Regions from separate parts of the Homo sapiens genome. Here region 2 is linked to region 1. A link is a contact called in ENCODE Hi-C or POLR2A ChIA-PET data. All regions are on one chromosome and are shown on one strand. The core of a region is the stretch at or near the end of the contact, and the rest is flanking DNA. Distances in the headings are between cores, read along the strand shown.

Region 1 (3,542 bases), core at 287-2,786:
TTGCTTGAGCCCAGGAAGTGAAGACTTCAGTTAGCCTTGATCATGCTACTGCACTCAAACCTGGGTGACAGAGTGAGACACTGTCTCAAAAAAAAAAAAAAAAAGAGTAGACCAAGAGAGCACAGCATATATAATATGATCTCACTTTTACATATCTTTCTATTTATCCAATTCTAGAAAATTAACAAAATTTTAACTGTTTATCTCTGCATGATGGAATTACAAATGACTTGACTTGTTCTTTGTTCATCTCTCTATTAACTTTATATTAAAATAAAGCCATTTTCATCTTTTAAAAAATATAGTTAAGGCTAGCCATGGTGGCTCACGCCAGTAATCCCAGTATTTTGAGAGGCTGAGGTGTGAGGATCGCTTGAGCACAGGAATTTGAGATCAGCCTCGCCAACATGGCGAAACCCTGTCCTATTAAAAATACAAAAATTAGCCAGGCGTGGTGGCATGAGCCTGTAATCCCAGCTACTCGGGAGTCTGAGGCAGGAGAATCCCTTGAACCCAGGAGGCGGAGGTTGCAGTGAGGCGAGATCATGCCACTGCACTCCAGCTTGGGTGACAGAGGGAGACCCTGTCTCAAAAAAAGAAAAAAAATATATCATGAGTCAAAGCTGGAAAGGGTTTATGGTATTAAGTTTGGAAGCATTGCTATAAAACATAAAGTACCGATATCAATGATTAATTAGAATGTTCTTTGAGACTTGTGTAATGTGATTAAGTCCACGGTCCATGTAACAACTGAAAATCTTTTTATGTCAAACTTTGTTAAAAATATTTAAAATGTGAGTTTACTGTCCTCTTAGTGATTTTGATATAATAGAGTTTACTCATTGGTGATTGAGAATTTTAGAACATCTAGGGGTAATTATTTTTTCTGTACCTAATAACAATTTTTTAATTCTTTATCTTTTTCTGCATATATTTAGGTGACTACCACAAAGAAAAATAAACCTCTACCGGCATTGACCCATAGTACCCTGCCACACATTTTTTCACCTGCCTATTTTGTTAATATCAGTCAGGCATGCTTGTTTGAGGTTATCTCAGCACCAAATTGGGAGGGATCAAAAACCCAAAAACTTTGCTTCTACAGCTGCTGTAACCAGGGAAAATTTAATGTTTCTTTTGCTTTGTAGCTCTGTTGAGGCCTATTCTAGGGATAAAAATAAATAAAAAATAAATAAATAAAAGCGGCTGTCATGTTAAAGGTTCTTTGGAAGGATTCTGAGGTGTCAATAATAGTCCTTCAATATTATCTTTCCTCACTAAGTGTTCTAAGGAGTTTAGAAATGGACACAGGAATCAGAGATCAGAATACTAGGTATAAAGATGACAAAATTAGGTCAGAAAACTAGGCCAGGACCTATAAACAAAATGGGATTCCAAAACTAAACCTTGAAACCCACTTAAAGGGAAAATTTGATGTGTACGGCAAATGTTTATTGAACCAACTCTGTAAGGAGCTGTGGCTACCTTACTCATCTCTTAATTCAAAGTATTAGTGATTGTTATTCAGAGTTGAAGCTGTTGCCATAAATAGTGTCTAGGGATTGACTATGTGTGTGACTCAGAACATAAATACTTTGGAAGCTGCGTATTTGTTGGGTTTTTTTCCCTCTGATGTTTATTGAGGAAATACTCATTCAATACCTGATATGTACTCCATGCTAGGCTCCGTGCTAGATATTATCTTACAATGTTGTTGGCTCAGTTTTAGTAATGAGTTGACTGAGATGGGTGAATGTTAATTTGCATTAAGTCTTAAACTTGTAAATGACAGTGAGAGGTCAAGCCTGAATCTGACTCCTAGGCTGTTACTCTTTTCATTGATTTATGCTGCCTTCCTTTGACCTCTTCATCTGAACAATTAAGCACCAGACTTTTAGTTAACTGGAGAGTCTTACTGAGTTCTAATTAATTGAAGTTTTACCATATTAAATATTGCCTCTTTCTCATTTCCAAGAATGGCTGAATGAATTATTAAATGCCAAATCTTAGTCCATACATTCTCATCCAAAACAAATAATCTAATTTCAAAACATAAAGTGTGGTAATTGTCTTGTATTAAATTAATAGGCTTCCCTAAATTCAGGAATTTTTCCTAGTTTAGATACATTATATTTAGTAAGTATGCCAGTGATTTAGCTGAAATTGCCAGGTGTGTAAAGAATGTGGTTGGTCAAATATAAGTCTTATCCTTTCAATTAAATTTATATTCTGGTTTTGGTACTTAAGCAGATATATTATGGTATAGATTTACATTAAACTATACCTTTTTCAGTTGGTACTGTATACACAGGACAATAAAATAGAACATGTCTTGTTTAAGTAACATGTAACTTCAAAAATTATTTATTAATTGGTAATTTTAAGCCTCTTTCTCATGGCCTTTAAAATGTAATCAAAGCCCCTTTGAAATGTCTTTGAAAAATTGGACTAACATTTTATCACAGGCTAAATTATAATAGTCATTTGTGGTAGTACTCAATCTTTCTTAAAATAGAATTATATGGTATTATTAAAACATCAGTGATATTTTATTACATAATAGTCTGGCATAGCCTTTACGTATTTAATAAATACTTACATGATTAGAATTTTTTCTGCTGTTAGTAAAGCTTTAAGACAAGAGTAAATTATGCTACTTATAAAGTGACTTGACTGCCTTAACTTAGTTTTTGTTCCTTATACTAATAACCATTGGCTACATCTTAATTTGCTTACTAAACTTTAAAAATTCAAACATTAAAAATAGTACACAGATTTTACACATATTTATAAATAACTTGTCAAATGGGACCTTAGTGATTCACATTCCTGAGTGAAAAGTTAAATTTGAATATTAGTTAAGGAACTCTGTAAACTGATCAAAACTTAGTAAATTTTATGGTGTGTCAGTCATATCTTAGTAGAGCTGTTATTTAAAAAAAAACCAGCAAAAGAGAAAACAAACTTGTTAAAGATAATACTGAGAGTGAGAGGGGAGAAAAATATTTCCTGGTATTTTTAATGGAGACAATAAATTTGAAGAGCTGCCCCCAGTATAGAGAAAGATTAAGGTTGGGCCAGGCGCGGTGGCTTACGCCTGTAATCACAGCACTTTGGGATGCCAAGGTGAATGGATCATTTGAGGTCAGGAGTTCAAGACCAGCCTGACCAACATGGTGAAACCCTGCCTCTACTAAAAATACAAAAATTAGCCATGGTGGTGGGTGCCTGTAGTCCCAGCTACTTGGAAGGCTGAGGCAGGAGAATTGCTTGAACCCCAGAGGCAGAGGTTGCAGTGAGCCGAGATCGTGCCACTGCACTCTAGCCTGGGCGACAGAGTGAGACTCTGTCTCAAAAGAAAAAAAAAAAAAGACTAAAGTTGATGTTTCCCAGATTTGGGGTTTTCTCATAATTATAACTTCTCTGAGGAGGCACCCATTCAACTATGACTCAATTAAAACCTGTCATCAAGTGGTATATTTCAACTGGAATCATCTTCCCCCTCAGATATCTGCTTTGTCTGAACTATTCTTTATTCTGAG
Region 2 (3,308 bases), core at 148-2,647, 120 kb after region 1:
CAGGCGGATCACCTGAGGTCAGGAGTTCGAGACCAGCCTGACCAACATGGTGAAACCCTGTCTCTACTAAAAATACAAAAATTAGCCGGGCATGGTGGCGGGCACCTGTAATCCCAGCTACTCGGGAGGCTGAGGCAGGAGAATCAACTTGAACCCAGGAGGCAGAGGTTGCAGTGAGCCGAGATCGCACCACTGCACTCCAGCCTGGGCAAAAGAGTGAGACTCAGTCTCAAAAAAAGAAGAAAAACAGGAACGTGAATGGAGGAACTCCCCTTGGAAAGGCTGGAAGGAAGATGGCTAAATGGCAAGGGAAGTAAGACCCTGCAAAGATTGCACCTCATCAAAAGGCCACCCAATAGTGGTGCGGTTCCCAGCCTCCGTAATTACAGCAGAGATCCAGGAGGCCTTCCGTGTGTAGGGGGCCTCTTGGGACCTAATTTCAGCTGCAGGTCTGTCTCGTGGAGGTGGCAGCAGTGGGGATCTCCCAACTCAGGGTGGAGTCCCCCTTTCTAGCAGGCGCCATTTGGGTAAGAAGTGGCTTGGGAAGGCTGTACTTCCCTGGAAAGCCAGTAGGGGGCACTTGAACTAACATTGGGCCCTAAGTACAGAGGATCTTTCTCTTCCCTCTCTTCCTTCTCTTTTCCTTTTTTGTCCGGTTGAGTGCGGTGGTTGTGGCGGGGGGGGGGGGGGTGCGGGGGGGGTGTCTCACTTTGTCACCCAGGCTGGAGTGCAGTGGTGTGATCTCAGCTTACTACAGCCTCAACCTCCTAGATTCAAGCAATCCTCCTGCCTCAGCCTCTCAAGTAGCTGGGATTACAGGTGCGGGCCACCATGCCTGGCTAATTTTTGTATTTTTTAGTAGAGACAGGGTTTCACCATATTGCCCAGGCTGGTCTCAGACTCCTGGACTCAAGTGATCCTCCACCCTCAGCCTCCCAAAATGAGCCACTGCACCGGCCTTCTCTTTTCCTTTTAACCCAACAGAAAGTCCATCAGCTCCCTTCTCTTTCTCTTCTGGCTCTGTGGTCAGTTGTGTTAATGTCCCTCAGCGCCACGGGGAGTGCGGGGGCCATGAGCCCCTGGCCTAGGGGATATTGATTTGATTCAAGATGTTTGTGCCTTCACTCTATCCCCTCCCACCTTCACTCCCATGCTTCCTTCACCATCCTGGAGGGGGTCGGACGGAAGAGGTGAGGAACTGTCTTCCTGTGTGACTGAGGAAGGAGCCTGAATAGAGAAGGCGGTGGCCTGACCAGGCTCACGTGTGGGGCTGGGTGAAGGGAAGCCCCATTCCTTAGGAGCTTGGGCTCTTAGGTCCCAGGGCTGCTTCTCAGGAGGCCCTGTGGGCTGTGGGCACAGAGCGGGGATCGTGCAGGCGGCACTCACGTGGCGGGAGAAGTAGTAGAAGCTGAGCATCATGAGGAACACCATCACCGTCATAGAGTACTTGGAAGGCACCAGGGGCAGCCTGCTGGGCAGAGCGTGTGCAACTGAAAGGGCTGTCATCTGCCTCCTGGAGGGGGCCTGATTCCCTCCAACTAGATGGTGCTGCTTCCTGCCACCCCAGCCCTAGAGCTCACCCCGGCTCCTTAGGCCCTTTCACATCAAGTCGGGCTCCCCCGGGCAGTAAAATTTTCTTAACTCACTGGGCTCCTCTCCAACAGCCAGGCAACCCCTGGCCCCTCCTGGCTGCACCTGGTATTCACATCAGGGCTGCTCCCCAGGTATTTAAGAAACACTGCATTGCCTGACTGATCACAGAGGTAGCTACAACCATGCAGGAATTTGGAGAAGCAAGAGACATCAGTGATGGGATTTCATAGCCATGGGACTGGGGTACAATCTCACCATGGCTTTTTACCTTGTTCATACATATTTTTATGTGGAGCTGTGGTTAGTTTCCATTACCGTATGGTATTTCACTGCATGAATATACCAGTTATGTATCCATTTCCTGTTGATGTCATTTGGGTTGTTTTCATTTGTTTTGGGGGAGGGGGTATGTCTATTACGAACAGTGCCACTTTGGACATTCTCATACATATATCCTGGGACATGAGTATGTGCATGAATTTCTCTAAGATGTGTGTATATATATATATACACATATACACACGTCTGCGTGGGTGTGTATGTAGGAGTGGAATTGCTGGGACACAGGTTTATTTTCAACCTTACTAAATAGATCAAAATATTTTCTAACACGGTTGTACTAACTCATACTCCCACCAGGAGTGTAAGAGTTACTATTGTACTTGATATTGTCAGAGTTATCTGGACCGGTACGTGTGTGATGGTATCTCACTAGGGTGTAACTGGCATTTCCTTGATTACTTGAGTGCCATTTATTAGTGGCCATTTAGAGTTCTTCTTTTGCTAAGGGCTATGCAGGTTTTACCCCTCTTCTATTAGGTCATCTTTTTATTTCTAAACTTCCTTGAAGGTCTGTTCAAGTCATGGAATCATAAAATTTTAAAACCTTGGCACTGGCAGGGACCTTAGAGAACTTCTGGTTCAGTATCCTCCTCAAGAGATGAAATTGCAACTCATGGAAACGGACCTGCCTGTGACCCACAGAGAATTACTGCCTGCTGCAGGCTCAGAAGCCAGGTCCAAATCCAAAGCGTCTTCCTCCCTCCTCATTTTCCTGCTGCCTGTCTGTCCTGCCAGCCAGTTACATGCAGCTGCCATCCACCTGGTATTTCCTTCCCTCCTCACTGCACTGCTGCAGCCCTCCTGGAGGAACCCATGCCAGCTTCTCTAACCTGCACGTATCAGGTCACGTGCCTCCCGGGAGGGTGAGATCCCGGGGCTTGGGCCTGTTATATTCCTGTCTCTAGAAGAAGGGCTGTGAGTGCAGGCCAGGAGGGGAAGCCGTGGCCCTTACCTGTCAGTGCCATTGAGCCCAGGGTTGAATCCTTGCATCTGCTCTAAGGCCACCATAGGTAAGCTGTTGGACAGATAACAGCACAGTCAGGCCCCATCTGGGAACAAGAGCCTGATGCCCAGCCAGGCACCGGGGTATCCCAAGTCCTCCACTCGGGGAGAATGGGAAGAATCTATTCTCAGGTCCTAGCCAAACAGTGATACGTCTGTGAGCAGCCAGGAACTGGTTCTTGAACAAGCCTTTGAGGACCCCTAGTGGCAGAAAGCCACCTCAGCACAGGCCCATGAGCTTGAACTGAGGACTTTGCGGGCGGGAGGAAGGAGACAATACAGATCCCCAGTCACGCTTCATCTTACTCGTGCTCCCGAAAACGCTTGTGGTCGTATTCATCAAAGACGGGACGCCAGGCATAGAGGTTGAT

What was found. A loop is a pair of places that touch in the nucleus more often than their neighbours do. ChIA-PET counts read pairs that join two places held with the same protein, here RNA polymerase II (POLR2A).
Region 2: a loop to region 1 is called in a map of endothelial cell of umbilical vein, with 2.9 times the contacts of the local background. The contact joins two enhancer-like sites. A Hi-C loop is called at or near these places in 1 of 168 maps with a recorded cell type or tissue (endothelial cell of umbilical vein). POLR2A ChIA-PET finds 5 or more read pairs at or near these places in 4 of 52 experiments (OCI-LY7, T-cell, activated naive CD4-positive, alpha-beta T cell and 1 more).

Annotation. Positions count from the first base shown.
Region 1 is chr2:24,701,420-24,704,961 of GRCh38, forward strand. The region is part of intron 11 of NCOA1 (nuclear receptor coactivator 1); the gene reads left to right. Among named protein-coding and RNA genes, the nearest start is that of PTRHD1, 90 kb to the right of the region's middle. Within about 2 kb of position 1,537, at least 2 of the 41 ENCODE cell types and tissues checked have a DNase peak (open chromatin) inside an H3K27ac peak, as active enhancers do.
Region 2 is chr2:24,824,659-24,827,966 of GRCh38, forward strand. It overlaps ADCY3 (adenylate cyclase 3), which reads right to left. Exons shown (of 22, transcript NM_004036.5): 14 at 3,244-3,308; 15 at 2,888-2,950; 16 at 1,387-1,468. Among named protein-coding and RNA genes, the nearest start is that of CENPO, 33 kb to the left of the region's middle. RefSeq lists enhancers at 808-1,367, 1,368-1,926. Within about 2 kb of position 1,398, at least 5 of the 41 ENCODE cell types and tissues checked have a DNase peak (open chromatin) inside an H3K27ac peak, as active enhancers do.